5 separate regions of the Homo sapiens genome follow, and all the other regions are linked to region 2. Evidence: chromatin loops called from intact Hi-C (ENCODE). Cell type or tissue: GM12878. All regions are shown on one strand. Links, peaks and the distances in the headings refer to the core of each region. The heading gives the core; the rest is flanking DNA. Region 1 overlaps PRKCH (protein kinase C eta). Region 2 has its middle 33 kb from the start of HIF1A. Region 3 overlaps PRKCH (protein kinase C eta). Region 4 overlaps LINC03033 (long intergenic non-protein coding RNA 3033). Region 5 overlaps LINC03033 (long intergenic non-protein coding RNA 3033).

What was found. Hi-C counts contacts between places; a loop is a spot of excess contacts. Peaks named below come from ENCODE experiments on the same cell type or tissue, not always from the same donor. Only the 100,000 strongest peaks of a DNase experiment are listed, where the experiment ranks them.
Region 1: it touches region 2 in a loop (4-fold over the local background); 4 of 110 quality-filtered maps call a loop at or near these places.
Region 3: it touches region 2 in a loop (8-fold over the local background); 3 of 110 quality-filtered maps call a loop at or near these places.
Region 4: a loop joins it to region 2, with 3 times the contacts of the local background. A loop is called at or near these places in 6 of 110 quality-filtered maps.
Region 5: it touches region 2 in a loop (7-fold over the local background); 8 of 110 quality-filtered maps call a loop at or near these places.

What each region holds. Positions count from the first base shown.
Region 1 is chr14:61,522,349-61,528,490 of GRCh38, forward strand. All of the region lies in intron 10 of PRKCH (protein kinase C eta), which reads left to right. Among named protein-coding and RNA genes, the nearest start is that of PRKCH-AS2, 20 kb to the right of the region's middle. RefSeq lists an enhancer at 3,020-3,169. In GM12878, for the core only: no CTCF peak of the experiment used is centred there; DNase peaks (open chromatin) are centred at 2,083 and 3,093; H3K4me3 peaks cover 371 bases; H3K27ac peaks cover 1,132 bases.
Region 2 is chr14:61,659,774-61,665,915 of GRCh38, forward strand. No RefSeq gene overlaps it. Among named protein-coding and RNA genes, the nearest start is that of HIF1A, 33 kb to the right of the region's middle. In GM12878, for the core only: no CTCF peak of the experiment used is centred there; DNase peaks (open chromatin) are centred at 1,858, 2,938, 3,788, 3,978 and 1 weaker place; H3K4me3 peaks cover 2,541 bases; H3K27ac peaks cover 4,060 bases.
Region 3 is chr14:61,500,298-61,506,439 of GRCh38, forward strand. All of the region lies in intron 10 of PRKCH (protein kinase C eta), which reads left to right. Among named protein-coding and RNA genes, the nearest start is that of PRKCH-AS2, 42 kb to the right of the region's middle. RefSeq lists an enhancer at 5,891-6,142. In GM12878, for the core only: no CTCF peak of the experiment used is centred there; DNase peaks (open chromatin) are centred at 3,084 and 3,636; H3K4me3 peaks cover 1,574 bases; H3K27ac peaks cover 3,376 bases.
Region 4 is chr14:61,599,361-61,605,502 of GRCh38, forward strand. The region is part of intron 1 of LINC03033 (long intergenic non-protein coding RNA 3033); the gene reads left to right. Among named protein-coding and RNA genes, the nearest start is that of LINC01303, 32 kb to the left of the region's middle. In GM12878, for the core only: no CTCF peak of the experiment used is centred there; no DNase peak of the experiment used is centred there.
Region 5 is chr14:61,591,682-61,597,823 of GRCh38, forward strand. The region is part of intron 1 of LINC03033 (long intergenic non-protein coding RNA 3033); the gene reads left to right. Among named protein-coding and RNA genes, the nearest start is that of LINC01303, 24 kb to the left of the region's middle. RefSeq lists an enhancer at 2,631-2,760. In GM12878, for the core only: no CTCF peak of the experiment used is centred there; a DNase peak (open chromatin) is centred at 2,830.

The DNA.
Region 1 (6,142 bases), core at 764-5,763, 140 kb before region 2:
TCCTGAGTCAGAGTTTTCCATGGTTTATTGGGCTAAAGACTGAAATCCTCACTGGCCCCTGCCTCATCTGGTCCCTGCTCTCTCCTGTCTCCATGCTCTCTTCTCTCGCCACCCAGGACTCCAACCACACTAGTCTTCATTTCTTGACTGAACCCCCTCACCTCTGTTCCTTCCTTCTGAAATTCTCCTTACCCTCACTTTCCCTTCTTTCTGTCTCTTCACTTGGTTAATAATCTTCACAGCTCAGTTCAAATGTCACTTTCCTGGGAAATCTTCCCCCAGTGCTAGGTCAGGCCATCCCTTGATCTATTCCCATGTTTTCTCCTCATTGCACTCATCACAGTTGATAATTGTAAATTTAGTTGTGTGGTGATCTGTCTGCTTCTCCCACCAGACATTAACCCCCTTGTGGGTAGAGATGGTGCCCCCTTTGCTTACTATTGTATCCCAACATCCTGGCATATGGCCAGGCTCATGGACAATACTAAAGAATGGTTGGGTGGGTGAAGGGATGGATATCTCGTGTCAGGTGATGCATGAATGGCACTACTGTCTAACTCACGATGAAACCAAATGTTATGCTTTTGCTAATTCAGTGACTTTTCAAAAGTCTTTTGCCCATTTAATACAATCCATCTTGCTTTGAAAAAACTTTAAGTATAAACCCAGGCACTCAAAACACAAGCCAGTCCTAAGTAGTTTTATTCTAAAATTAAGACCATAACCCACATTCACTCACTTGGCAGATGCCCCCTTTTCACACTTACCTACATGCTAGTTCCTCCTCCTCAGTGGAAGGCAGCAAATGATCTGCACATTTGACCACTTGAGAGATTTGCTGTGCACTCCCCTATGCCTGTATCCTCAAGGACTCTGTAAAATCCATTGAACTCTATGCACAAGCTAAGAAAAAAACCTTGCTTTGCAGTATTTCGATTATGCATTTCATAGTAATATGCATAAAACATCCCTCTATCATAGTGCCATCTTAGAATATTTATTGATTCCCTCAGGTGGTTCTTGTTTCAATTAAAGTCCTTTTGGGAAACAATCTATCCGGGGGATTGGCCGGTGACACTGCTACATAGAAGGGATTGGGCCTGGTGTAGTAAGTCACAAGCCCAGGCCTTGGAGGTGAGCAGAAGTAAATCTGAATCCTGATTTTACCCCTGTCTAGCTATATAATCTTGGGGTAGAGCCTACTTCATAGAGTTATTTTGAGGATAAAATAAGAATATAGATAAAGCACTTAGCATTTGATGAACATTCAGTATATGTTAACCACTGAAGACACTGTTATTCTTGTTATTCACAAAAGCTTTTTTCCAGGTTTTCTAGACAGACCCACAGACTCACCACCCCCAAATGAGCAACAGACAAATGGCAGTATGCTGACAATCATAAATTGACTGTGTATTTTATGATAATGGGTATCAAAGTTGTACTCTATTAAAGAATTATTATCTTTGAGATTCAGATATTAAAATGTGTATAGATGAAATAGCTCATATCCTGGATTTGTTTCAAAATAATCTGATAAAAGATGGATCAGGGAGGGAGGGAGTCGATGTAGCGAGGGAGCATGTTTGGACGTGCATTGGCAGGTGCCGAGGCTGTGTGATCAGTATGGGAGTTGTGTCATTCTCCCTACTTTTGTCTGTTTTGAAATTTCCCATAATAAAAGTTGAAAAATATGTTAAAAATAGTTCATATAAATAGCCTCCTAGATTCATTCTTGTTCAAGGAGCCAGCTCTCAACTCGCTTTCCTTTATTTCTTTTGGAAGAGTAACTGACTCTAGTGATCTAAGCAGTAAGACTCATGTCAATCTGTTTTATTACTCTCAGGATAGCTTATGGTGGAAACAAAATAAATCCAATTTCTGAATCTCCTTTGTCTTCAATCACTTGGGAATTCTCTCTGAAACTACTGTGGGCATTTTAAGTAACCCTGATTACCCAGCAAGAACAATGTAGCTTTCAGACAAGCACAGAGGATAGAATAACTCTTTCTACCCTTCTATGCTTGCATGACAAAAGCTGTAGCTATTAAATACCGGTGCTCAATGAGCTAATGAATGGCAAGCCGGTAACTGTGGTTTTGGCATTTTAGTATTTGAGCCTCTGCCCTGTATGAACTTGTAATCTTCATTGTGTAGCCTTGTTAAGTTCAGCTGCTGAGTTACATGTTGGCATAGGAAGCTGAGGTACTCCTAAGCCAAAAACTGACCTCTGCATATTTCAAACTAAAGTCAGGAGGCTTAGGGTGACTTCTTTTGCTTTAAAAAAAATAAAGGCATGATTTCCCTTTAGAGTGGAAGCTGACCATGACTGTAAATGGCTCTATAATCTTTGGCTTTGTTTGAGTCACCCTCTCCATGTTCTGCTCTTCCGTTTGGATGCAAGCCAACATGAGGATAAGTGTTCTGCTTGGTCCTCGTTGTTTAATAATTGACCCTTCAAAACCACTTTCTTTCTCCAGCTTCATCAAAGAGAAGAATTTAAATTTTGATTTCAGGTTTCTTCTTTTCCCTCTTGAGTCTATCTTTAAGGGGTAAAACATGTGGCTTTTTATAAGTTTAAGTACTTTGGAGCAAAGTTTATGGAGTGTCCTTCCATCCCCTAAAAATAAGATAGGCTCTGAGTTGGCCAGGGCAGTCCCATTGGGGTCCATCTGAAATGCTTCTGTTTATCCCTTTGGTCAGCACCTCCTGCCAGGACCATGCTGGAGCTGCTAAGAAGGAAGACAGGTGCACAGACAGAGCCTTCTGGAATACAGTGCGGGGTATGCTATCATAGAAGTATAAACTGGGCACCCTAGGAGCAGAGTTGATATTGCTATGACTGTCTGGGGACATCAGGACAGACTTCATAGAGCAGGTATGAGATACTTGGGCTGAGGGCAGCACTGGTAGCCTGGAATTACATTATGCTCTTAATTGAACCCTCTTGGGATCCCAGTTTGAGCGATCTGTCTTATTAAATAGCACTTGGTATGAGAACAGCCATGGCGTTTCCTTTACAGCTCATACAGTTCTGAGAATGCCTAAAATTAGATTGAAATCAGGATTAAGGTGTCTAACCTGCCTTTGTGGCCTCGGGCATCCTGTGACCAGGATGAGTCACATCCCTGTCTTGCCCACTTGCGTCTTCTGAGAGCTGCGTCCCAAGACTTCCCCATGCAGAGCTGATTGTAATAGTTGACTGACAAAACTGATGGCCCAGCACTTTCTCTCCCTGCGCGATTCCTGCTGCCCATGACAGCAGCTGAGTAATAAGCAGTCAGACCTCTTACCTGGGACATTAGTCACAAGCTCTTAAGCAACTGCGGGTCAACGCTTGAGACCGTTTTGGATTTCTGTTAGCACTTGTTTCTGTTGCCCAAGAAGATCCTTTCCAAGACTTCAGCAGGCATACTGGCTTCGGGAAAATTCAGAAACTCAGTGACCTTGTTTGGAAATGTGAGTGATAGTGTTCTGGGCTCAGGTCCACACAGGCCTGGCTTGTCAGGCTAGGACACAGTGTCGATAAAGCTGGGCTCATGGGCTTTGTCCCCCCGGCCGTGCTCTCTCCTGGGGCTGCAGACTAGTGTGTCTAACCTCAGCCAGGCGCCTCTCTACTGTGTGCCCGCAGTCCCAGAGGAGCCAGGCACCCAGGCCTTATAGTGCCTCCCAAGTCAGAAAACACTTGTGGAAGAACTGAGAGTGGTGGCCTCCTTCACTGGGCAGGACCACGATCATCCTCACCCCTGCTCCCGTCCTGCGCTGCTACGATTGCAACCTTTTGTAGGTTAAACTGGCTGTGCTCATATTGTATTTATGTGGTGGGGCCAGGGGAGGAAGCAGCTTCCACAAATCAGCCCACTGAAAACAGTCACTTATATGGGACATGGGATTCTGCGTGGAGAAGGGCTGATTTGGAGCCAGGACTGGGTTTGGGTTAGAGACACAGAAAGCTTGCTTCGCTGAAGTGGGTGCACAGGTACTCAGCATGCCTTTGCCTTATGCCCCTGACACCCGGGGAGGCTGCTACTAAGAGCAGAGAAGTCTGTTCTATGTTCCATTGATCTGTGCCATGAAAGCTTTGCTGCTTTAACCACACTTATTGGGGATTCCTGGAATACCAGACTTGGTTTCCATTCCTGGGCATTTTCTAGTGGCCATTTTCTGTAAGACCTGTATGGCCAGGCTGTATCAACTCACAGGACAGCGTGTGGAAACCAGTCATGCCAGTTCTGTCATCACCTACCTCCTCCAAGCCAGCAACGTGATCCAGGCTGGACAGAGACCAACCTTTTGCCTTGGGCCATGCAGGCCAACAGACCTTGATTCTCACACTGAGGCAAGAAAATAGAACCTCGAGTGCCCTGACACAACCCACAGTGAATATGGCACTCCAGAAAGAGCAGTCAGCTGCAGCCACTGAGGAGACGCCACAGCGAGGGGGGCTCCAGGCGGCCCAAGGCCATGGCAGCCTCCCACAATGGCAGTTAACCACAAAGCTCCAGGCCACCTAGCATCCCCCCCGTGACCTGCAGCCTCCTTGTCACTGATCAGCCTATGTGGGTTGCCTCTGAGCATATTGTTCCTTTAAAAACCAAAGTGTAAATGTCTCACCCAAAAGGCCAAGCTGTTGCTCTGTCCAGTCTAGACTGTGCCTGTGAGGCTAGCAATGCCACCCTCCCTCTGTAACAGTGCCCTGGGGTATGGGTGGCAACAGGACAACCAGGTGCTTGTGCTGGGAAGCGGGTTTTTTTAAGAGAGCACTGCCTTTTATTTACAGACAGCTTTATCAGTACATGGCCATGTTCCTGCCGACCTTGAGGACTCTTTACCAAACAATCCTGCTGCTGAATATTCACTTCCTTCCACATGAATTTGCTCTTAGGGATTGGAGGAGGGGTGGAAATGCTTTCAACCAGTCTCCATAATCTAGGCTTCTTGTGCACCTGGGGTACCCACAAACAAACCCTGTTCTCACTCTGGTTTTCCTTTTCCTGATTAACATCCCCACAAACCTACTGGATTTAAGACAAACCCAGAAGTCATCATTTCTGCTGCTTCTCTCTATCCGTCTATCTCTAAGTGATTATCAAGCCTTATTACTGATTTTGCTTTCACCGAAGCCCTGCTTCCTTTCCCCTGACTAACTCCTTATTTTCCATTCCATTCATCACTGTCCTGGTTCAGGTCTTAACATCTCTTCCCTGGACGGTTTCAGCCTCCCCCAACTGATCTTTTCTTGTCCAGCCAGGAATCTGTTACTCCCTTAATGAGGGAGCATCAATGAGTTCCTTTTGCCTAATATGTAAAAATCAAAATTCCTTCGTGTGACATTCAGGACCCTTCATGGTTTGAAGGACTTAACTTTCCTCTGTAGCCCTGAGATTTTTCATGGCCCCAGCACTCCTCTGTCCTGTGCTGCCCGCCCCTCAGCCTCCTCCACCATACCCAGGGTTCTCTGAGTCCACCTGCACAGCCATACTGCTGGGCTTGCTGCCGTGTCCCTGCCCCATCCGCCTGTCCATGGCGGCCTTCTCACTCCCCTTCTCTGCCTGGGAGACTCTGACTCATGCTATCAGACCCAGCTCAATTTCTGCTTCTGCTGTGAGGCTGTCTCTCTCTCCTCCCACTAGAAGGAATTGTTCTCTCTTATGTTTCTCTCGTAGCACTTGGTTCATACCTTCATCGTGCCACTAGGATGATACAGCAATTGGTGTGTTCCCCCTCCCCACCCCTCCTGGTCTATCCTGTCCATGTGTGTGTGTGTGTCTGTCTGTATATGAAATATATATCTATTTGTTTTACACACACACACACACACACACACACACACAAAGTATTTCTTTCTTCTCTTTTCATTTTAGAGACAGGGTCTCACCCTGTCGCCCAGGCTGGAGTTCAGTGATGCACTCTCAGCTCACTGCAGCCTCAACCTCCTGGGCTCAAGTAATCCTCCCACCTCAGCCTCCCAAGTATGTGGGACTACAGGTGCATGCCACCATGCCCAACTAATTTTTGTATTTTTCGTAGGTTGGGATGTTGCCCATGTTGTCCAGGCTAGTTTCAAACTCCTGAACTCAAGCAATCTGCCTGCCTCAGCCTCCCAAAGTGTTGGGATTACAGGCACCCAGCCGACAAGTAT
Region 2 (6,142 bases), core at 396-5,395:
CAGCTCTGAGCTCTTCTTCTGGAAGGGTGGAGAAAGAACAACAGCCAGTTTATGAAACCATTAGAAAGTATTTATAGGACCATGCTTATATCATTTCGTAATAACTTACATGTTATTGTCTGCTTGTATATTGTGTGATCTAAGAACAATTTCCAAATTAAAATATTGTAATTGTTCCCATTAAGTTTATCTTGGCAGATTTTTTTTTTTTTTTTTGAGACAAGATCTTGATCTGTCACCCAGGATGGAGTGCAGTGGTGGCACAGTCATGGGTCATTGCAGACTCAATATCCTGGGCTCAAGTGATTCTCCCACCTCAGCCTTGTGAGTAACCGGGACTACAGGCACGTGCCACCATACCTAGCTATTTTTTTTGTTTGTTTGTTTGTTTTAGAGACAAGGTCTCATTATATTGCCCAAGCTGGTCTTGAACTCCTAGGCTCAAGTGATCCTCCTGCCTTACCCTTCCAACGTGCTGGGATTATAGGTGTGAGCCGCCATGTATCCTGACAAATCTTTCTTTTTACTACTCCTTTAAGTGGGACCTGTAGTTGACCCAATACTCTGAACCGAATATATTCACCTGAGAGAGAAAAAAAAAAAAAACTCTGCCACAAATAAAGCAAAACTGTAACAAGAAGCCTTGGTCACATTTGTTGAAGACTAGCATACTGCTGGCTAGTCTGTCCAGATATCTGAGAATGGATTAAATGGCTTTCTGCTGTTCTTTTTAGGATCAAGATGCTATGAAAAGCTTTAGTATTTGATACATTTCAAGGGAGAAAAGGCTGAGTTTACTTATTTTGAAATGCTATGTGTCTTTGTACTTAGGTGAATACATGTGAGTATATTTTAAATTAAATTCCTTTCAACTATTTCAACTATTTTTACAGACATCATTTACTGAGAGGACAAATGGGTAATATAATAAAAATTGCCATGGGTGGAGGTGAAATGTTGTAACTTACAAGCAGTAATTTATCTTCCTGCTGGCATGTCAGGATATGGTGATGACTACACTTGTTGTTCAAATTATTTCCTAGTAACAACCTCAAAGGAAACCATGTTGAGTCTGAAACCATCTTGCATTTGAAAGCCTGTGTGGCCTTCTTACAGATCACATTTTCAAAGAGGTCAGAAGTCAATGTATATGTAGAATTTCAGACACTGTACCATCTTCCACAGGGATTACACTCAGAGGCCTAAACATGTCACAGGAAAAGTTGTTAGACTGTTTAAAGAAAATCAACAACCAGGCACAGTGGCTCATGCCTGTAATCCCAGCACTTTGAGAGGCCAAGGCAGGCGGATCACTTGAGGTCAGACATTCGACACTAGCCTGGCCAACATGGTGAAACCCCGTCTCTACTAAAAATCCAAAAATAAGCCGGGCATGGTGGTGGCGCATGCCTGTAATCCCAGTTACTCAGGAGGCTGAGGCAGGAGAATCGCTTGAACCCGGGAGGCGGAGGTTGCAGTGAGCTGAGATCGTGCCACTGCACTCTGGCCTGGATGACAATGAGACTCTGTCTCAAAAAAAAGAAAAAAAAAGAAAAGAAAATCAACTGGAAGAGGGTAAAAGGAAGCAAAATCTCTCTGCAACATTGGGGAGTGAATTTGCACAAAGGACGTTCCAAAACATCCATGAAGTTGACTGGAAAAAAAAATAGAAATACAAATGTAAAGTTTAAAGGAGCCCATGAACCTAAGGAAACAGATACTGGGGATTTTTGAGCTGAATACAAAACCTCTGAGAAGCAAAAGAAAAAATATGTTTGCCAAGAGGCGTCCTTTCCATATCTAAAGCAAAACCCACAAATACCCATGAGTAATATCATGCAGGTTATGAAGTTCCTATGCAAAACCAGCAACATTTTCATAAACCAGAATTGTTGGAACAGTTGCAGATATTCATTTAAAAAAATCTGACTGTATAACAGCTCTGAAACGCAAAGCTAGGCCACAAAAGTACATTTCACCACATATGTCAATTTTCTTGAACCCTCTCACTATCAGAGTTGCCCAGGTTTTAAAGTTCCAAAGTTAGTAAAGAGACTGTGAATCAGACACTAAAATATGTTCTTCTACTTTGTACTGTAGCAATGCCATATTTAAGAAAAATATGAAAATGAAACCAAAAAGCAAACAAGATTGTGGAATTCCCTGACATTGTATTATATTTTACCAGCAGCCTCTGTATTACACACTGGAATAGCTTAAATGTGTCTTTTTCAATTAATTTCCCTTTTTTTCCAGAAGAATAAAGAAGTACATTTATTACAGTAAATAAAGTTGGCATTGCTCATATTAAACAAACAGGATGTCTGAACTGTATGCATTAAAAGATTTCAGAATGACAAGGCAAGCAAATTACACATATTAGTGCTTATGCTTTCAGAAAGAATGGAATGCTCGGAAAGTACTAAATCACACGTAGGTACTAGAACAAGAAAAAAATGACAAGGGTGTAATTGGTGGTGAGGGTGGGAACTTTTTCTCGCTTAAAATACATTGGGCTCATTTGTGTCTGCAATGCATCAGTTCCCAGTGCAAGAAAAAAAAGCCACGAATATGGACAGACTCAAAGTCTTCTCCAAATGGAAGATCCAAATCAGAACCTTTGAGGAGGTTTGCCTCAGCACCTTCTGTAGAAGTGGTTGGCAGACACACAACTAGACACAAGGTAACATGGTAGAGCAGTGTTGAGAAGAGGATCCGCAGTGGTCTCCACTGCCCTGGCGGTGACCTTCTCCTCTGACTGTTCTGTATGTAACGGGACTGGCTTGTGCAGGCTGTTCAGCAAACCATAGGTCTGGTTTGCTATCCCCTGATCTTGTAGGTCATGTGATTGGACAAGCTCATTTGCCCTTGGGTGGATGGTGTTCAGTGACCCATCTTGCTGAGTCATGCTAAACCTGTTGAGCATGCAGCCTTAGTGCTTTAATGAAAGTGCCCTTCGTTGCATTTAGAAACAGTGACCCACCCTCTCCCTTCTTTGCTCTGTGTCTAAGTGTCATTGACACAGGACAGGGTTCCACACAGGATGTGATTCATATGAGCCAATCTTGAGTAGGTTTCTTGTGGTTTTTAGTTTTGTTTTAGTCAAAAGAAGGGAAACTTAACCATTTCCAATAGGTTTGATGAAGGTAAAAGCATTTCCCTCATTTTTCTGTCCATGCAAAAGAGCATACTGGGAGACCACAAAAGCCAAGGCGATTTGTGGGCCTATTCCCCCATTTCTCCCACCAGGTGTGGGAAAGAAGCAGAAATTTATGGCTTTGAATGGATTCTACAGATGCCAGAGTATAAGAAATTTCTAATCATTAAAAAGACCTCAAACGTGGCCAGGCGTGGTGGCTCACACCTGTAATTCCAGTATTTTGGGAGGCTGAGGTGGGCGGATCACCTGAGGTTGGGAGTTCGAAACCAGCCTGACCAACATGGAGAAACCCTGTCTCCCTTAAAAATGCAAAATTAGCTGGGCGTGGTGGCGGGCGTCTGTAATCCCAGCTACTCCGGAGGATGAGGCAGGAGAATCGCTTGAACCCAGGAGGTGAAGGTTGCGGTGAGCCGAGATCATGCCATTGCACTCTAGCCTGGGCAAGAAGAGCAAAACTCTGTCTGAAAAAAAAAAAAAACCCACAAACTTGTAAGGACCTTTAGAGTTGACCGAACACTTTCACATTAGTAATTTCATTTGTGCCATACAGCTTGCCCATGAGATAAGTCAGGGTTGGCCTCCTCTTTATGTGAGTTGATATTTTTAAAAATTAGAATGTACCGTAATACGCGTCCTGTATAAGTGATGTTCATTGTACAAGTAATTTTCATTGTTCCCCACTAGTGTAGATAAGGAATGTCCATAGGAAATTTTGTAACAGAGGCCATCCTCCAGCCCCCACAAATACATGCCTCACCCTACCCCAGTATATATGGAAGAATATGTTCAAGAGAAAGTGGCTGTTCACACCTTATTTTAATTTTTCTGAAACAGGAAGCAGGCAGAACAGCGGGGAAAAGGGAAGCTAACTCCTTCTTCCCCTTTCATTTTCTCTGGGGCTATGATGCAAAGCAATGCTACAGAATATTTTAACCCCAGCCAATCACCATAAGAGAACACATAATTAAAAGCATCAGAGGTAAGAGTTAAAGAAAATGATTTTCTAAGCTGTTTGCTTGTTTTGAAATAGAGACAGAGTCTCAGTATGTTGCCCAGGCTGGTCTCTAACTCTTGACCTCAAGCAGTTCTTCCACCTTGGCCTCCCAAAGTACTGGGATTACAGGCCTGAGGCAACACATCTGGCCCTAAGCTATTTTTTAAAAGACAATGTTTAACACATGATATGAACATATGTGTGTGGTAAGTAAAGTAGAATGAGATTTCTTTATTTTTTCTTTTTCTTTTCTTTTTTTTTCTGAGACAGCGTCCCACTCTGTCAGCCTGTCACTCAGGCTGGAGTGCAGTGGTACGATCATGGCTCACTGCAACCTCAGACTTCTGGACTCAAGTGATCCTCGTGCCTCAGCCTCCCAAGTAGCTGGGAATATAGGCACCCACCACTATATCCAGTTAATTTTTTTTATTTTTGCTTTTTAGAGAGGAGTCTTACTATGTTGCCCAGGCTGGTCTTGAACTCCTGGCTTCAAGCTGTCCTCCCGCCTCAAACTTTCAATGCGCTAGAATTACAAGCATGAACCACCTTGCTTGGCCGAGATTTCTTTAAATTATTTGCTCTTTGTTTCAGAGTTTTTAAAAGATTACTCCTTATGTATTTTGATGACAAAACTCCCCCTCAGGTTTTGGGCAATTTGTCTCACAGAAAAATCCCCTTTTCTTTCTTTCAATGACGTATCATCACTTGAATTCTATAAATGCTATTGGCCTTTTTGGCAATCATCACAAAACTATTTTTTATTATTTTGAGCATCCTTGAGGATTATTTGAATCTCTCTATATCTATTCTTGTCACATTCTCTCTCTCTCCATCTGTTTGTCTTTATGGGTTCCTCTTTCTCTCTCCATGTCTGTCATTTCACCCTCTCTGACTTTCTCCCACTACACGCTATCCCTTCCCCACCTCATTCCCGTTAACTGATGTCCTTTATGTACCAAGAACAATATCAATTCATAAAACATTTCCCTCCCTGGGCTCCCTCATATCCCTACTCTACTCTTCCCACAGTCTGCCCCAAAATATCTTTTACAAGTGCTTGAAGAGTCACCTTAAAAATCAGGTCATCAGATGTATGCCAATAGTGAAAAATTTGAGCTGATCCAAATGTTTCTCAGTGGGAGATTGATTAAATAAATTGCGGTGGGTTTATTAAATGGAATACCATACAACTATTAACAGTGCAACCATTTATTGACATGGAAGGTTGTTCATGACTTTTCTTTCTTTTTTTTTTTTTTTGAGACGGAGTCTCGCTCTGTCACCAGGCTGGAGTGCAGTGGCGCGATCTCAGATCACTGCAACATCCACCTTCTGGGTTCAAGTGATTCTCCTGCCTCAGCATCCCGAGTAGCTGGGACTATAGGTGCGCACCACCATGCTCAGCTAATTTTTATATTTTTAGTAGAAACGGGGTTTCACCAGGTTAGCCAAGAAGGTCTCAATCTCTTGACCTCGTGATCCACCCACCTTGCCTCCCAAAGTGCTGGGATTACAGGCATGAGCCACTGTGCCCGGCCTCATGACATATTTTTTGCATGAAAAAAGTGAATTACAGAGCAATATGTTTAATATGAAGATACTTTTAAGTATACATATTTGCATGGGAATGGTTTTAGAAGGATTTATTCCGAATTGTCAAAGGAGATCGCCTCTACATAGTGGAATTTGCAGTTATTTCATTTTGTTGTTTTCCTTTTTTCTTATCTGTATTTTTTAGTTTTGTGACAAATCCATATTTGTTTGTTCTTTGCAAAGTTAAAATGTTTCTAAAACACAACATTTGTCACTGCTATTCAAATAAAGTTATCAAGGACTCACTCTCTGTACCTTCCCAATGCCATTTCCATTTTTGATGTAGGGAACAGGAGGAAATGTTTCTCATGGGTTCTCAACCACCAGAAGACAAAAGACAAGCTGAAGCTATCATTAGCTTCATTTATTCCCTCCCACCCATAGAGTCAGCACCA
Region 3 (6,142 bases), core at 494-5,493, 160 kb before region 2:
AACCATCCTCCCACCTCAGCCTCCCAAGTATCTGGGACTACAAGTGTGTACCAGCACACCCAGCTAATTTTTGTAATATTTTTAGAGATGGGGTCTCGCTATGTTGCCCAGGCTGGTCTCAAACTCCTGGGCTCAAGCAACCCTCCCACTGTGGCCTCCTAAAGTGCTGGAATTACAGCTTGAACCACCATGCCCATCCTTGGTCTTTAACTGGATATTGTTGATGCTGACTATAGAGTAGCAAGCACGGTGGAAAGTTAATTGGTGTGGTGATCTCAAAAAAGGATATTTAAATTTTCCTGTTGTAAGGATCTCAGGAATTTAATTCCTGCATCCATTTGAGAGTATAGCTTCAGCCTGTATGTGCACATGAAAATAGAGAAGGTAGTCATAAATCCCAGAACTGAGGATCTCTGTGCACAGCCCACTCTGCAAAGGTGGATATTTTCCTCTCAAATCAATCTGTGACTTGCTCAAGGGTGAATTACCAAAGATGAAACATGGGCTGAGCACGGGGGTGGGATGGGGGAGACAAGAAAATCACCTTTGGGTATGTCAAAATAGAGGTACCTATGGAACTCCTTCAAATGGTCCATCTCAAAGTTGGAAATACCAGGATAATGTTTAAGACTGGCCACAGACTCAGGTTGATTGCATGGAACAGCATGAAAATGAGACAGTATTGGCTTACAGTTAAGAACGAGGCTTTGAAGTCAAACTTAGATTTAAAACTTACCCCCACAATGTACTGTAATTCTGTGATATTGTACCAACTCTTTAATTCTCTAAGCCTCCGTTTCTTAATCTACATGAGGATAACAGTACTATCCATTCCATGGAGTTACAGTGAAAATTAATTCATGTGGCTTGCTTATTCCAGTGTCTGACATCAGCAAATCCTCCATATACATTATCAGTTGTTAAGAAGAAAAGTGATCCAGGGAAGGAAATTAAACAATGAATTTACTTGAAAGACAGATTCCATAAGGAAATTGTTGAATAAATTATGGTTATACCCGTACTGTGGAATATTATGCAACAATTAAAAGAAAGAATACATTAGATCTACATATATTGACCTGGATGGTTTGTCCCTGATAGACAAATAAATGAAAAAAAGAGAGATGTGTGCTCATTTTAATCCCATTAAAAAAAAAAGCAGTAGCGAAAGCTACACCAAGAGTCTCGTACGTTTCCTCATTTGTCATGGCTACATAAGGGCTTGCATCTTGAGCTCTTTTTTGTTCATTTCATTTGTTATCCCTCAATTTCTGGCACAGGGCATGGCAATATTTCTTTTTTCTTGTCTTCATTTCTGTTTTATTTCTAGCAACTGAGCCAACATTTGTCTGCAGGAATTCATGGTGGGGAGTAAGTGATGAGAAGATGGGTGGAAACACAGTATCATTTATTGACTAAAGAGCAGTGTCACTTTAATTTAATTTTAAAATGTAAATTAATGCATATACATAAAAAGGACACTTTTAGCTGTTCTAAAATGATTACAGTGAATGCTAAATCCTCTTCATACCCTTGTCCCCAGTCTCTCAATTCCTCTTCCTCAAGACATGTCCTTATATGTCCTTCCAGAAATGGTCTATGCATATGCAAGCTCTGCATTTGAATGTCTCCTGTTGAAAAACAAATGGTGGTATATTATCTACCTGAAGAACAGAGATTTTTTCCTAAGTCTTTAGAGAGATGAAATCTAAATCCTTAAAGAAAGGTAGTAGGTAGGCAATCTTTTCTTTTCTTTTCTTTTCTTTTCTTTTTTTTTTTTTTTTTCCGAGATGGAGTCTCACTCTCACTCAGGCAGGAGTGCAATGGCATGGTCTTCACTCACTGCAACCTCCACCTCCCAGGTTCAAGTGATTCTCCTACCTCAGCCTCTTGAGTAGCTGGGACTATAGCACATGCCACCACACCCGGCTAATTTTTGTATTTTTAGTAGAGACGGGTGTCACTATGTTGGCCAGGCTGGTCGCAAACTCCTGACCTCGTGATCCGCACACCCCAGCCTTCCAAAGTGCTGGGATTACAGACATGAGCCACCATGCCCATTCAATCTTTTCTTTTATCAGAAGGGTCTATGGGTGACAGTTCAAGTCCTGGAAATAATTCTGCTATCTCTTGTTGGAGAAAGTGCTGGTTTTTTCAGATCAGGCAACAGGCTTATAAACGTTTATTGCAGTTACAAGCTACAAAGAAAGATTTCTTTCCAGCACTACTGCTCCAGGTAGAGCAGTTGCACCAGTCATTATTTATAACTGGATTAAAGAGTAGCAGCACATACTTCTACCGTGGTTATAGAGTGCCTTCTGTTGTACAGAGTGGACTGCTTATTCACCAGGGAGTTCTCAAACACCTTTCTCTATGGGCGCTGTCCCAAATAATGTCAAGAGAGAAAAAATTAAAAATGAGCTCCTGCCCTCTAAGAACAGATGGGAGCAGCCCCAAATCTTGCAAATGAAGCAAGAGGGGGTATTCAGTCTTTAATCCAAGCAGCTAGAAGCTTGCCTTTCCCAAGTTCACCGAGTGAGGATTTTAACACTCCTTTGACAAAGAAATGGGGCCGAGCAGCAGAGGAAGGCAGGTGACACTGAGTCATGGAATTCACCCTTTCGAGCCCTTCCTGGGGGATGTGTGGCTCTTGGGTTGGTTCTTGAAGGAAAGGAATGAATGTAAGAGAGGAAGGGAAGCAGGCTTTTTTTTTTTTTTTTTTTTTGACTCCTACACAGAAGGTGGAATTGAGAAAAATATACTGTGGCGGTGAAATCAACTTACAAAACTGAGGAGGAAAATTTTGACAAAAGCAAACCCAAAATCTGATTACTGTGGGGCTGTCCATTTTATTGCTGCACCAAGGAGCAGGGTAGATACTATTTTGGCCTAAAGAACACTGAAATTTTGTTTTCTCATTTGCAAATAGACAGGTTCAAACCCGTCAGAGGCCGTAACTGAGTTTCCCTGTGACTGATTTGTATGTGTGTTAGTGGTTTTTTTTTTTTTTTTCCTGTAAGAATCTGGTTGAGTAATTCAGAAGGTTAAAAAACAACCAAACAGAAATAAGTGAGAAAAGTTAACTGAGGTCTGCCACATATGCCGGGAAGGTGCCCACAGACTGGCAGAATCTGTGCAGTCTTTGTCTGTTTCTGCCTATGCAAATACTAAGCCACGCTCAACAGAGCTTGAGCGTTGTATCTGTTCAACTGCCATTTAAGAAATAGGACTCTGTTCTCAACAGCTTATTCCTTGGGGTTTCAGAATGTAAAATATGAAGTGTGTATAATCACAGGCCAGGTTCCCAGCATTTCTCGGCATTTCAGCTTTGGCAGGAGGAATGGGAAAAACTGAAGTTTTTATGTCCAGGAAGGCTGAGTGTAATCTTTGTTCTGTGGCACTGGGAAAGGAAGTGAATCTGTTACAAAGCGCTTTACCTCTGAAGCATGTCTCAGGGGCAGCTGTGCTTTGTGCCATGTATTCTGTTTTCATAAAAAGAAAGAGGTAGAGTCGAGGGCTTACCATGCAGAGTATTTTCACAGTATCTCACTTGATATATCATCCAGGGAAAGTGACCTGTGTTATACTTTGTGTTTTAAGATATAACTCTAGAATCAAAAACTTACCAGAGAAGCTCAAGATACTTTACTTTGCAAGAATTAATTCTCAAGATAAAAACTCATCAGAGTTCAAGATAAGAAGGGTTCAATTAACAACACATTTTAAATGGAAGAATTATTTAAAAAATTGTTTTAACTTTGAATGAGCTTAGATTAACTTACCTGTTGCAGAGGTAGGTCAGACCCCATGTCATCATTTGCCCAGAAAAGTCCCAGTTTGCTCCCATAATCCCCCTTCATGACCCATTTTACTCTCAGAGGCCCATTTTGTTTATTGGGTTTTTTTTTCTTGAGAGAGTCTCGCTCTGTTGCCCAGACTGGAGTGCAGTGGTGCGATCTCGGCTCACTGCAACCTCCACCTCCTGGGTTCAAGCCATTTTCCTGCTTCAGCCTCCTGAGTAGCTGGGATTACAGGTGCTCACCACCACCCCCGGCTAATTTTTGTTATTTTTAGTAGAGATGGGGTCTCACTATATTGGCCAGGCAGGTCTTGAACTCCTGAATTTAAGTCATCTACTCACCTCGGCCTCCCAAAGTGCTGGGATTACAGGCATGAGCCACCGCACCCAGCCGTCTGAGGCCCATTTTGGGCGGTACACTGCATGGTCATCATACAAAGAGGTGTCTGCATTTCTACTTTTTTTTCTTTAAGATGGTAGAACCAAACAAAAAAGGGTGTTTTTACAAATTGAGAGGGGTCCCTCTGTAGGAGGGGAATTTCTCCAGCATTTTCCTTTGATGGAGTATTCTCCTCTCGTTCAGAAATAGGAAATTTAGTAACTAAAGCATTAAGAACAGATTTATTTTTTAACATCAGTCACTACCTTAGTTTCAGAGACACACTGGGGGAAATTGCCTTTCCCTTACGCCTCTTGTTTTATGTCCTTTATATGAGATGTTAATATATTTACATGAGGTATAAATTTGTCTGTAACTTTATAGGTTTGTATTCATTTATTAATCCATCCATCCATTCATTTACTCATTCAACAAATGTTAATTGAGACCTATTTTTTGCCTGGAGATATAATAGTGACCACAATAGGCCTGCTCCCTGCCCACAGGAAGCAGGCATTCTAGTGTAAGCACACAAACAAGTAAAAGTAATTACCAATTGTGAAAGTTACATGGAAGGAAATAAGTGAGCTTTTATTTGTGGTTTTATTTCATAGAGCTGAAGGAAGTGAAGAGACAGATACCTCTCTCCCCACTTCTTTCATTGCTGAATGTCTGAAGTATTTCTTACTCCATTGGACTACTATGACAGAACACTATCGATTGGGTGGCTTGTAAACAACAGAAAATTATTTCTCAGTGCTCTAAAGGCTGGAAAGTGCAAGGTCAAGGTACCAGCAGATTTGGTGTCGGGTGAGGGCCTGTTTCTTGGTTCACGGATAGCTGCCTTCTCACTGAGACTTCACATGGTGGAAGCCGTGAGAGAGCTCTCTAGGATTTGTCTTTTCTTTTCTTTTCTTTTCTTTTTTTTTTTTTTTTTTTTTTTTTTTTTGAGGTGGAGTCTTGCTCTATCGCCCACTGCAACCTCCACCTACCGGCTTCAAGCAATTCTCCTGCCTCAGCCTCCTGAGTAGCTGGGATTACAGGCATGTGCCACCACGCCTGGCCAATTTTGTATTTTTAGTAGAGATGGGGTTTCTGCATGTTGGTCAGGCTAATCTCGAACTCCCGACCTCAGGTGATCCACCCGCCTTGGCCTGCCAAAGTGCTGGGATTAGGAGCATGAGCCACCACGCCCAGCCGGATTTCTTTTCTAAGGGCGCTAATCCCATTCACAAGGGCTTTACCTTCATGACCTAGCCACCTCCCAAAGGACCCACTTCCAAATACAGTCACATTGAAGGTTAAGTTTCAACATACCAATTTTGGGGATACATAAACATTCAGTCTATAGCAGTATTTTATCTGGGGTTTCAAACTCAAATACCTTCAGAGTAGAGGCCAATGGGGACACTCCTGTCTCATGGTTCTAACCAGAGGGGACTTGCATATCCATTCACCTAAAGCTCCGTTAAGAAAGGTGAGGAGCCCCGGGCCAGACCCACAGGAAGTGTCCCCAGGTTGCATTTGGCTCTGGTCACATATTCACTTTTTCCAGAGTCCCCAAGGTATACTTTAGTTCCACATCAATGCCTACCAGGCCTGGTTCAGTCTTACATTTCAATAGGTCCCCTTGTGGGTCTCGGAGAAAAAGAGAGCAGCATTAGAATTTTACTACCACAGTGAGTTTTTCCACTTCACTTTGGAAACATTGAGCTATTCCTACGCAGTTTGGATGACAGAAATACTGTGCTCAGTGCAATCTACTGGAAAATCTGAGTGCTTGGAAAAATGTCAGGAATACTCTCTTTTGTCATGGAATTTCTCCATATTGCGGCGGTACTTCAGTGTGAGTCAGCAGGAGGAACTTCGGTGCACCAAGCAGGCCTCACATCAGTGGGGTTGTGAGTCCCAGCTCTGATTGAAGTCAGGGGGGTGGGTAAGTGATGTCCTGGCCAGTCCAGGGA
Region 4 (6,142 bases), core at 538-5,537, 60 kb before region 2:
TTCTTTTCTCTATTGGGAAAACTCTCCAACTATGTTCTTTAAAAGCTAACCAGGCTCTCTCTTATCTTTCCCACCTCATGAAAAGTCATTCGCTAGCAAACAACCTTCCATCTAAGGGCACTGAGGTTTTAAAAATATGTGTAGTTTCCTAAAGATATTTTATAGTTTAATTCATTTTTATTAGAAAATATCGTCACATGGTTTAAAATTCAGATGTACAAAAGGATATACGATAAGGAAACTTCCTTCCATCCATAGCCCTCAGAGACCAAGTTTCCTATCCTGGGGAAAACCAAGTTCTAGATTCTTATTAACCCATCCAGAGTAATTTAGACATATTAAAATATATAAGTACATACAGATATTCTTTTGTGAAAATTTTTACAGAAGGGGTAGCATACTACACACACTGTTCTGCACCTTGATATTTTTACTTAGCATCTGAAGAATGTCCTGTATCCGTACATTAAGAACTACCTTATTCTTTGTTATGACTACACTACACTCGATTGCATGAATAAAGCATACCTTATTTATCCAGTTCCCCTATAGATGGACATTCATGTTGTTCCAAATTTTACTACTACAAATTATGCTACAATTAATGTATTATTTTATATATCAGCAAATTTGCATCAAGAATAAAGTCCTAGAATGGGAGGTGCTGGGTACAAGGATATGAACATTTGCAATTTTGTCAGAAATTGCTACATTTCCCCTCTTAGAGATTGTACCAAGTTAAAGCCTTCTCAGTAATGTGGAAAGTACCTATTTCCTCACACCTTTGCTGATACAGTGTGTTGCCAACCTTTTTTTTTTAAAACCTTTGTTACCTTAATGTGTTAGGTAAATAATAGTATCTCAGTATAGTTTTAATTTGTATTTCTTATATTATGAGTGAGATTCAGAATCTATTCATATATTTGAAGGTAATTTGTATTTCTATAAAGCGTTTGTACTCTTAGTCATTTTTATTTAGCATGTTATTGGTCTTTTTCTTATTGCTTCATAAGGACCCCATATACAAGAGGAAAATTAGTGATTTATCTGTGACTTTAGTTGCTCATATTTCCCCAAGTTTGTTTTTTATCTTTTAACTTTACAATTAACATTTTTTAAATTCTCTTTTATTTATTTATTTATTTTTGCCTGTAATCCCAGCACTTTGAGAGGCCAAGGCAGGAGGATCTCTTGAGCCCAGGAGTTTAAGGCCAGCCTGGGCAACATAGTTAGATTTCATCTCTACAAAAAAAAAAAAAAAAAAAAAAAAAAAGCCAGTTGTGGTGGCGTGCACCTGTAGCCCTAGCTACTCAGGAGGATGAGGTAAGAGGATTGCTGGAGCCCAGGAGTTCTCGAGGTTACAGTGAGCTATGATCACACCATTGCACTCCAGCCTGGGTGACCAAACCAGAACCTGTCTTAAAAATAAATAAATAAATTTATTATTATGGCTTCTGTGTTTTCAGTCAGGACTTTCTTAGTCTAAGATTATAAAAAATACTATCCTATGGCTTCCTTTTTACTCATTTAGGGTTTTTTGTTTGTTTGTTTTTTGAAACAGTCTCGCTCTGTCATCCAGGCTGGAGTGCAACGGTGCAATCTTGGCTCACTGCGGCCTCTGTCTCCCTGGTCAAGCAATTCTCGTCCCTCAGCCTCCTGAGTAGCTGGGATTACAGGCAGGCGCCACCATGCCCAACTAATTTTTGTGGTTTTAGTAGAGATGGGGTTTCGCCATGTTGGCCAGGCTGGTCTCAAACTCCTGACCTCAAGTGATCCACCTGCCTTGGCCTCCCAAAGTGCTGGGATTACAGGCGTGAGCCACTGTGCCCAGCCAGGTTTACTTTTTACTTTTATTTATTTAATCTGTCTGAAATTTATCCTGATTTAAAGTTTTAGGTTTGGATACAATTTTATTTTTTTCCAGATGGCTTACCAGTTATTTCCAACACTTAATAAATAATCTTTATTTTCCCTACTAATTTGAAATACTATCTGTATAATGTCTACATATTAAGGTATTCACATATTATAATTTATAATGAAACTTTTTTCCCTTCTAACATCTATTTCCAAGAATCTTTACACATCTTTCTTTTTTTTTTTTTGAGACGGAATCTCGCTCTGTTGCCCAGGCTGGAGTGCAGTGGCGCAATCTCAGCTCACTGCAACCTCTGCCTCCCGGGTTCAAGCAGTTCTCTGCCTGAGCCTCCCGAGTAGCTGGGATTACAGGCGCCCGCCACCATGCCTGGCTGATTTTTGTATTTTTACTAGAGACAGGGTTTCACCATCTTGGCCAGCCTGGGCTTGAAGTCCTGACCTCGTGATCCACCCACCTCGGCCTCCAAAAGTACTGGGATTGCAGGCTGAGCCACCGCACCCAGCCTCTTTACGCATCTTATAATGACTATATATAAGTCTCTTACATTCCCTGTAAAATCACATTTTAACAATTTTCTTCCTTCTCCTTTGCTTGTAAAATGTTATCCCCTGCAGGCCAGTGCCTTCTCTAAACCTCTCTCCCATTCTTAGCGTCAGCATTTCTGCGTTCTCAGAGATTACCCCTACTTGTAGAATCACCTGTGCCTCTTCTTTCTCTTTAGGAAGAGATTACAAATTGCTCCCATCCAGATGGGCAAATATAAATGGCTATCAGTGTGAGATTAGAGTTTCCAGGCTCTTAGCAGAGGAGCCAGGATTATCCACACAGGGAGGCTGCCAAAGCCTAGCGACTGGAGATTTGCAAGGAAGGATGTGTAGAAGAAGAGTGATGGACACTGAGTCTCAAGTTACACCAATAACGATCGCATGAAAGAGGAGCTAGAGGAGAAACTAGAGGCAAAGTACTGGAAGAAAGAACGAGAACGATGAAGAATGCAGAGCCTCTGAAGAGAAACCAGATAATACAGAAAGATCAGGGAGGTTACGGATAAGAACACCACTGGATTTGGTGACGGGGAGATCACTGGTGCTTCTTAGAGCAGGTCACTTGACGTATTCCTATCCCTCTACCCTTCCGGTTATAATTACTTCCTCTTCTGGGTAAATGAAGTTGCTGTCAGCAGACCAGCACCCTCAACTAGAATAATTAGAAAAGCCAAATACAATGCAGAAATTACCTATTTGAGGGAAAGTGATAGCTGCTGAGGCAAGGAACACTGGAAGGGCTAATGCACTGGAGAGAGAAACGTGAGGAGAGTGAGCTGGCTTCTGCAGCCGCTTTTACCAGCGGGGCATTTTGCAGGAGGCTGAGAACCCATTGCAAAATGCAGTGCAAAGGCTGGCAAAAGACTGCTCGGGATAGAGAAAATAAGAGTTTTAGTGGAAGATTTGAAAGGGCCTCAAACAAGACAGCCTGTTTTCACCTGAGGACTTTTGCTGCACACTGAATTTCTTCAGAGCAGGGATTCTAAAATGCAAATGGAAAACCTGCCTCTAAAAAGCAGAGTGCAGTTTTTCAGCATTCTTGTAAGACTAAGATTAGGGTTTACTACTGGCTGGGGGAGGGTTCTTGCAGAATACAATAGGGCCTTTGTTGAAAATCTAGGAGGTCAGAGATGAACCTGTGGAGGGCTGAGACTTACGAGAGCTATAATTCAACCTTGACTCAGCAAATCACTAATTGGATTAACATGATCAGCCACCAGTCTGTGTATAGCAGGGGGAGGGTACTCTCTCTCTGAAAAAAGCTATCATCTGAAGTCTCTACAACTTTGTGTAGATAATGTCTGACCTGCCATTAGAATGTATGAGGTACAACAAAAGACAGGCTCACATAACTGAAAAACCAAGAGAAAGAAGACAGTAGAAACAAACGGGTGATCCAGATGTTCAAGTTAGTTGACAAGGACCGACAATTGCCTACCACTGTATGTTAAAGAGGAAAAGATGAACAACATTGGTGGAAAGATAAAATCAATTGTTACCTCCTCTTGAGGAGCTTTATTTGGTTCTCCCTTTCTAGAAATCATCTTTTCCTTCTTCATATTATCCTGAAAATGTATCTATACTTCTTATTGCATGTACCACTGCAGAAAGTAGTATCTTGCAGTGGCCAAAAGCATGGAGGTTTTAAAGTCACATTGGGTTAAAATTCAAGACCAGCCACCTTTGTGACCTTAGATAAGTTACTTATCTTCTCTGAGCCTCAATTTCCTTGTCTATAAAATGGAGTTGTTGGCTGGGTGTGATGGCTCACGCCTGTAATCCCAGCAGTTTGGGATTACTGCTGAGGTGGGCGGATCACAAGGTCAGGAGTTTGAGACCAGCCTGGCCAACATGGTGAAATCCCATCTCTACTAAAAATACAAAAATTAGCTGGGTGTGGTGGCACGAGCCTGTAATCCCAGCTACTCAGGAGGCTGAGGCAGGAGAATCACTTGAACCTGGGAGGCAGAGGTTGCAGTGAGCCGAGATTACGCCATTGCACTCCAGCCTAGGTGACAGAGTGAGACACTGACTCAAAAACAAAACAAAAAAAAATGGAGTTGTTAAAATAATTCAGCGCCTTGAGTTCCTAGGTAAGCAGACTGAAATCCAGCTCAGTGTAAAACGTAAAATGAAACCTAAGATTAGCCAATCAAAAACCACCAACTAACCTCTCACTAGGGACTTTTCACTGGAATGATCTAAATAAGGCTATTGCTTCATTTTAACCAAATATTTTCTTTGCCTTGCTTCTGCATTCTCCCTATAAAAAGGCCTTCCCTTTATGCTCTTCAGTGGAGCCCCAAATAACTTGTGGCTTGCAGCTGCTCAATTTGTGAGCCCTGTCTGATCACATTAACTCTTTAATATTTTAATGTGCCTAAGTTTATCTTTTTACAGAGTCAATATAGTACTTTCCTCATAAGGTTGTTGTGAAGAATTCAAATATGTTCATACAACATTCAGTTGATATAAAAATGCATTTTTTCCTCTAGTTTTCCTCATGAACTCCATCTGCTGAGTAGTACAGAAACAACCTTAATTTTTGTCCAATCTACTCATTTCATACTGATATAATACTTTTAATATTTCTATAGGGATATAAAATCTCTGGGGGAAAATGTTAAGTCTTCAAGATGGCCTTTGCTTCTTTCCTCCAAGATGGTATCTGGGAGTTTGAGGGAAGGTCTATGGGTCAGTGACCCTGTGGCAGCAGAGGAGAGATGGGATCCTTAAACCCATCCAGTGTCCTCTGGAGCCTTTCTCATCTCTGCTGTGGAGTAACTGGACAATTCTGCTCCTTGGCCTGGGAGGCAGGGATGTGTACTTGGTCCCATTGGTCTGTTTGAGCTCAATGGACAGATGCTGCTAGATTCCAGAGCCCCGGCCACTTGCCCCTAGTCCCATAAACACTCTCCTTTTTCATGGCAGCTTCAGGCTTCTGCTGGACCATCAACCTTCTCAGCACCTTCCAGGGATGTGAAAGAACTCATACTGCTTCAGGACAGTTACCCTCATCATATACTTCCCTAATATCCTGTTGTTGTCCTTTATAACACTTTACTAAATTAGTAACTTTATTTTTTTGTATGAGAACATTAATTTGATATTTTCTGCCATACAGCATTGCAATCTTAGTGGTACTAGGAATCCTGTCCAGTTTTGTTCATTATTGTGTTCCCAGTGCCTAGATCAATCAATACTGCTAAATAAATAAATGAGAAACTCCTAACTTCAGGGCCCTGATATTTCAGAACACAGATGATCTTGCCTTAAATATTTTCCCATCCATACCAGGAACCTTAGTTTTCTTCCCAACACCATTCTGCCTGTGTTCTTTCCTATCAGAAGATTGATTTTGTTTGGTTGACAAAATGTCCAGCCCAGGGACTTTATAAATCATGAATTTGCCATGAACAAGCAATCCTGTTCCCAACACCAACAATAGATCAGAGTAGTTATGCCATGTTGTTCCATCTAATGAGCTAGAAAGAAAAGTTGAGGGGGGTGATTTTGTCCTTGATTTCCATCAAGAATATAAGTAGAGCTCTCTTCAGTCTTCTCTGCCCTCAACCCCTCACTTTTAAAATGTGGCAGAATGAAGATGTTATGTTTGGAGCTACAGTAGCCAACTTGCAACCATAAGGGAAAGACCTGAAGAAATGCCAAAATGATCTCATTGAGCTCCTGTACCAACCCTGGAACTATACCCCAGCTT
Region 5 (6,142 bases), core at 647-5,646, 68 kb before region 2:
TTTAAAAATAAAGTCACGGGTATTACCGGGCATTATAAAGACAATAAAAGTAGTTGTCAGAGAATGACTGGGGGACACTTTGGAGAGGTGGTCAGGTAAATGCTCTCTGAGGAGGTGATCAGAAGGTTCCCTGTGAGATTCTAAGGTGAGACTAGCAGCAGGAAGAAGGCAGGAACATCTGCAGTGTGGTAACTGAGGGAGAGATGGGCTGAGATGAGGCTAGAAAGGTGGGCTGTGTTAGGGGGTTTGGGGTTTACTCCCCATGCCCTGGGAGGCCACTGGAAGACTTTAGCGAGAAGAACAGCAGGCCCCACATCTCCCTGTGAAACAGCAGAGGCTTGCAGCATACTGGCCTCTCAGCATCCCAAGACCTGTTCCTGACCTGCCCCAGCCCCTCCCTCCAGGCCTGGGGTTTTGGGTGTACGGGAAATAGTCTGACTGTCTCCTACTCTGCTGAGGTCAGTCATTGTTCAGAGTGGTGTATTAGTTCCCTATTTCTGCTGTAACAAATTACCACAACTTAGTAGCTTAAAGCAACACAAATGTACTACCTTATAGTTCTGGAACTCAGAAATCCTAGCATCAAGATGTCTGCGGGGCCTTTGCCTCCCAGAGGCTGCAGGGAAGTACCTGTTTCCTTGCCTTTCCCAGCTTCTAGAGGCTACCTCCATCCCTTGGCTTGTGGCTCCTTCCTCCACCTTCAAAGCTGGTGGCATAGCATCTTCAAAGCTCGCCCACTGTCTCTCTGACTATGACCCCTGCTTCCATCATCATAGCTCATTCCCCGACTCTGACCCACCTGCCTCCCTCTTATAAGAACCCCTGTGATTACACCAACCCCACCCAGATAATTCAGGATAATCTCTCTATCTCAAGGCTCTTAAATTAGCCACATCTTCAAAGTCCCTTTTGCCATGTAAGGTAACATATTCACAGGTTTTGGGAGTTAGGAGTTAAACATCTTTGGGGAGCCATTCTGTCTACCACAGGTAGTCACCTGGACAGCAGAGAACCGAAATTTATCTTGAGCCATTCTACTAATGATATGTGTCATTTAGCCACTGGAAACCTACTCACTTATCTGTAAAAATGAGATGAGTACTTGCCCCACCTACCTCAGAAAGTTATTGTATCACATGAATTAACATAGCACATCTGGAAAAAAAGAAATGCTGTAAAATATAAGGAATAAATATGATGTGTTATGGAGTCTGCCAAACATAGGTACCAAGGGCATGTTATATATTAACATAAAATACTGAAATTGAAAGAACCAGGTTTGAGTCCTGCTCTTAAAAATACTTGCTGTGTGACCTTGGACAAGTAACTTAAAAAGTATTTGGGTTTTGTGTGTAAAATTTGGAAAACGCTATCTTCTCACAATAGTATTGTGAAGTTAAAATCAAGTAATATAGGCTGGGGTGCTGTGTGAAATGCTACACAAATGTTCTTTATTGAATATTTCATGGACAAGTGCCCAAATACTTCTTCCTAGATAGATGCTTAATGAATCCAAGTAACGGGGTGGTACCTATCAGACCAATGCCAACTGGTTTGGAATCTCCACTGTATACAGTGAGTGAGAAATGAAAAGAAGATAGTAAACCGGGGGTCACTCCCATTCCCTCCCCGCTCAGTTACTGAGGGGTTACAGAGCAGGAGGAAGAGCCTGCAGCATCTAAAATGGTTGGTTAGTCAGAAAAATGCAGAAAAATGCAAAAATACTGAGAATATAGAATCTTCCTGCAATAAAGAGGTTTAGATTGAGGCAGACTTTCTCCAGAAGAAGCATCTGTAGTCATATTTAAGACATTCAAATAAATTGCTCAAGAACAGCCTTGTTTATTCAGCGCCTATCATGTAACTTGAGCAGAAATGGGCAGGAAATATGTGCCTTCTGAGTGTGAGCTATAGACCCACGGACATATTAATTTATTCAGCATACCATTTTTGAGCACCTAACAATGTGATAGACACTCTCCTGCTTCTGGGGATACAGCAGGAGGTAAACACAGAAAACCCGCCTGCCCTCATAGAGCTTATTTTCTAGTTGAGGAGATGAACATAAATCAAACGATCCACAGATGAATGTAAAATTATATTTATAACTCAAAGGCAAGGTTCACCGTGCTATGAAGCTTATCACAGGGCTTAGAACTTGGCCTCTGAAGGGTAACAGTTCAGCTGAGATCTGATGGCTGAGCATGTGTATTAAGAGGGAAGAGGAGGAGGGAAGAGATTTCCAGGCTGAGGGAACAGCATATGCAAAGGCAAAGAGGAAGCATGGAATATTGGAAGACCTCAGAGAAGCCCATTGTGTCTGGAACTGGACTCAGAGTGACAGGGACAGTGGTCAAGATATAGACTGGAGAGGTGGGCAGGGGAGTTCTGGCTACAAGGGTCATTATGTGGGCAGATACAATGGCTGACAAAATCAGGACATAAGGTTTCACTCAGTCCAAGGTTTTGTTTTGATTTTAATGCTCCTGGAAGAATCTTATCATTGCATGTTTCTAACTGGAAAAACCCCTTAAATATGTAATAATTAACTCAAATTCTCAGCTGGGTAAGAAGCACATTAAGTCACCCTGTGTAGGTCAATGAAAGGTGCCCAGGTGGGTCTTAGGTGTCCATACCCGGCACTGCAAAGACTGGCTCCAAGATGGGATGCAAAGACCAGAATGGGAATCACTGACAGCAGCTCTTGCCTCACTGTTGTGCTTTTCCAAGGATTTCACATGCATGAGCACATTGGACTGCTGCAAGACATCTGTGAAATGGGAAGAATGTAGTAGTTGTGGGGAGATGGCCAATGACTTGCCCCAGCACCCACAGTGACAAAGGGAAACCTTGAACTCATATTCACTGTTTCTAGATAACAATGGTTTTCCCCACAGACCACAACTGAGTCACCTACATTCTTTATTTCTCTCTCTCTCTCTCTGACCTCCTTAAAATAATAGAACTTAGAATGATCAAACTCAAAGGGGACTTTAAACACCTCTCAACTTATTTAATTCCCTCCTTTGCAAATTGTAACAAGTTTAAATATTTTGAGAAGCAATAGTATTTCCCCCAAATAAAGACTAAAACTGACTTCTCTCTTTCCACTAAAGAAAGAGAGAAGTCACTATTCTGGTCCTTTCTAGTGACTCATTTTTGGCTCTTGGAACATGTGCTGTCATGGAAAGACTCTTCCTATAATTCACTGTGACCTTAGAAGGCAGATCACTTTACCTCAGTTACCCTCTGTTTTCTCACTGTAAAATAAAAATGTAAAATAACTACAACCAATGATGACAAATTCATCTTACATCATAACCCAGCACACACACACACACACACACACACACACACACACACACACACACACAAAGTGAGAGAGTATTGAAACAAAAGTTCCAGGAATCTGTACTTATTCTTACTAGTACAATGTACACTATTTTCATTCTAGTCTGTTCTATTCCATTTCATTCTATTCTTCCAAATAGCTCTTAGATATCCAGTAAATGGATTTTACTACCCACTAAAATGTGAAGTCCTCAGGTTGACAAGTGCTAGTCTGGATACTCTCTGAGGCACCCTCCAGTCCTGGTTCTCTGACATCCACTGGGGCTGCCCAGAGTCTCCTGGAGGCCTCTTTCCAGCAAGGCAGGTCCCCTTCTGCAGCCGCAAGAGTGACTTGGAGACACTCTTTATCAGTCCTTGGGCCTCTAGTCCTTGGACCAACTAGTGCTGTTGGTCTTAGGGCAATTTGCCCCTGCAAGTGTAAACAAAACACTGAACCCAGCCTTCTGATCACAGTTAGCCAAAATTAGGTGGAGAAAGATCCACATTCAGAGTCCAACTGCAGAGTTTGAGAGCTTGGCCATTCTCTGCAAGAATCCCACCCAAGACGCCCAGACATCATATACACCCAGACCACACACATAGGCACATAGACCACACGTGGTAATCCACGCCTACTCACCACACATGCCACATACAAACACATACACAGCTCCCTCAACATTCACACATACCACACAGTTATCCACACGTAAATACCCACACTCACCCATACCATGTGTACATACATACACACAGATACTTTACACACACACACACATATACATGTACACACACACACTCACCATACACTACACACATACCACAACACACACGCATACACAACTCCTGAGAATCCCCACAACTCCTTTGGTGTAAAGCAAGAAATCATATAATTTGAAGATGAATGAGTCAGAGGGAAATAATTTTTTTTTTTTTTTTTTTTTTTGGAGACAGAGTCTCACTCTGTCACCCAGGCTGGAGTGTAGTGGTGTGATCTCGGCTCACTGCAACCTCCACCTCCCAGGTTCAAGTGATTCTCCTGCCTCAGCCTCCCGAGCAGCTGGGATTACAGGTACCCCTCCAGCATGCCCAGCTAGTTTTTGTATTTTTAGTAGAGACGGGGTTTCACCATGTTGGCCAGGCTGGTCTCAAACTCCTGACCTCAGGTGATCCACTCACCTCAGCCTCCCGAAGTGCTGAGATTACAGGCGTGAGCCACCGCGCCCAGCCAGAGGGAAATAATTTACAGTTAATCCATACTATCTCTTCACTGTTCACTCACTAGCACAGAGTTGGAAAGAGGATTTTCAACAGTTGGAACAATTTGCATAAAACTAAGCTGGCAATGCATTGAAGCACTTTGCTTTAAAAATTGTGCTGTTAAAAACAGTCAAATGTATATTGCTACTGTAGTATTTCAATGATAGCTTTTTTCAAGTTAATCAAATTTTCATTTTATGAGTACTATTTTTCATATTCTTTTTCATTTGCTGATTTGTAATAGCGTAAGACTGTACGTTTATGCTTATACCTTTATAAAGATACACATTTGCTTCATGTTTTGAAACAGGTTTTAATGTGTGCTATAAATGTGTGCTCTTAAAAAGTACTGTACATATCATTTTACTGAAGCTTTAAAGTTTATGAATTCTGAATATTTAAAACTATAATAACAGTATCAATCCAAGCATTTCAGTATTAAGTAAAGTAAATCCCCAAATCCTGGTACTATTTGGCCTTGAAAAGTACTATTTCCCACGCTCCCATGATGAAACCTGAAGTTGCTTTCTGTGCCCAGAACAGTGCTTCCTATCCTGAAAAGCTCTCAGGAAATGTCTGATGAAAGAATGCATGAAAAGAAAGAAAAAGAGGCAGAGAAGAAGGAGGGGGAAGAGAGAAGAAAAAGATAAAGGAAGAAAAGGAGGGAATGAGATTGGAGGTGGGTGGATAAAGGGAGTGAGATAGACAGAAAGTCAACTGTAGCCTGCTTCTGACTCAGACGTCTTTTCTCTGTGGAAAATGGAGGCCAAAGACCATGTCGGATCTTGTTCAAAATATGATTGCTGGAACCCACCTTGTGAAGTGGCAACTTCATGGGACAGTCACTGGAAAATTCAGCTTTCCATCTGCAGTAGAGGAAGCAAATCTTACCGAGACATTTGACAGACACAGATGTTTAGTCTTAAACATTATTCCTATGGTCACTTTGCTATGGTAACAAGAACTTTGTCATGGAAATATTTGCATCGCTCATTTGCAATTGTTTTCTTTTCATCTCTAAGGCTCATTCGTGAGTTTTGGAAGGAGAGTTATGGTTTTATTGTTTCTCCTAATGATAAAAATAATACATCCTCATTATTTTTGAATAATGAGAAAATAAAATAAGCATAAGCAGAAAGTAAAGTAATAATGCCTATTATTCAAAACATCCAGATATGATAGTTATTAACATTTGGTTTTCATAAAATATATGTAAATATGATCATACTGTATATTCCATTACATAATCTCTTGTTTCACTTAATATATTGAAGACATCTCTGTCCATCTTTTAAAATTATTTCATAGCTTTCTGTTCTCGTTTGACAAATCTTTAGGTTTGCCAATGTTTTGTTATGATAAATGATGTGCTAAAGAACATTCTTGTACAGGCATTTTTATGCATTTACCCTGCTATTTCCTTGGGATAAATTCTTAGATGTGAACATTTAAATGTGAGTATATACATTTTAAAATACTATTTAAATTTGCTAAATTGCCCTCCAGAAAGCGTGACTCAATTTACATTCCCTTTAAAGTGTGTGAAAGTACC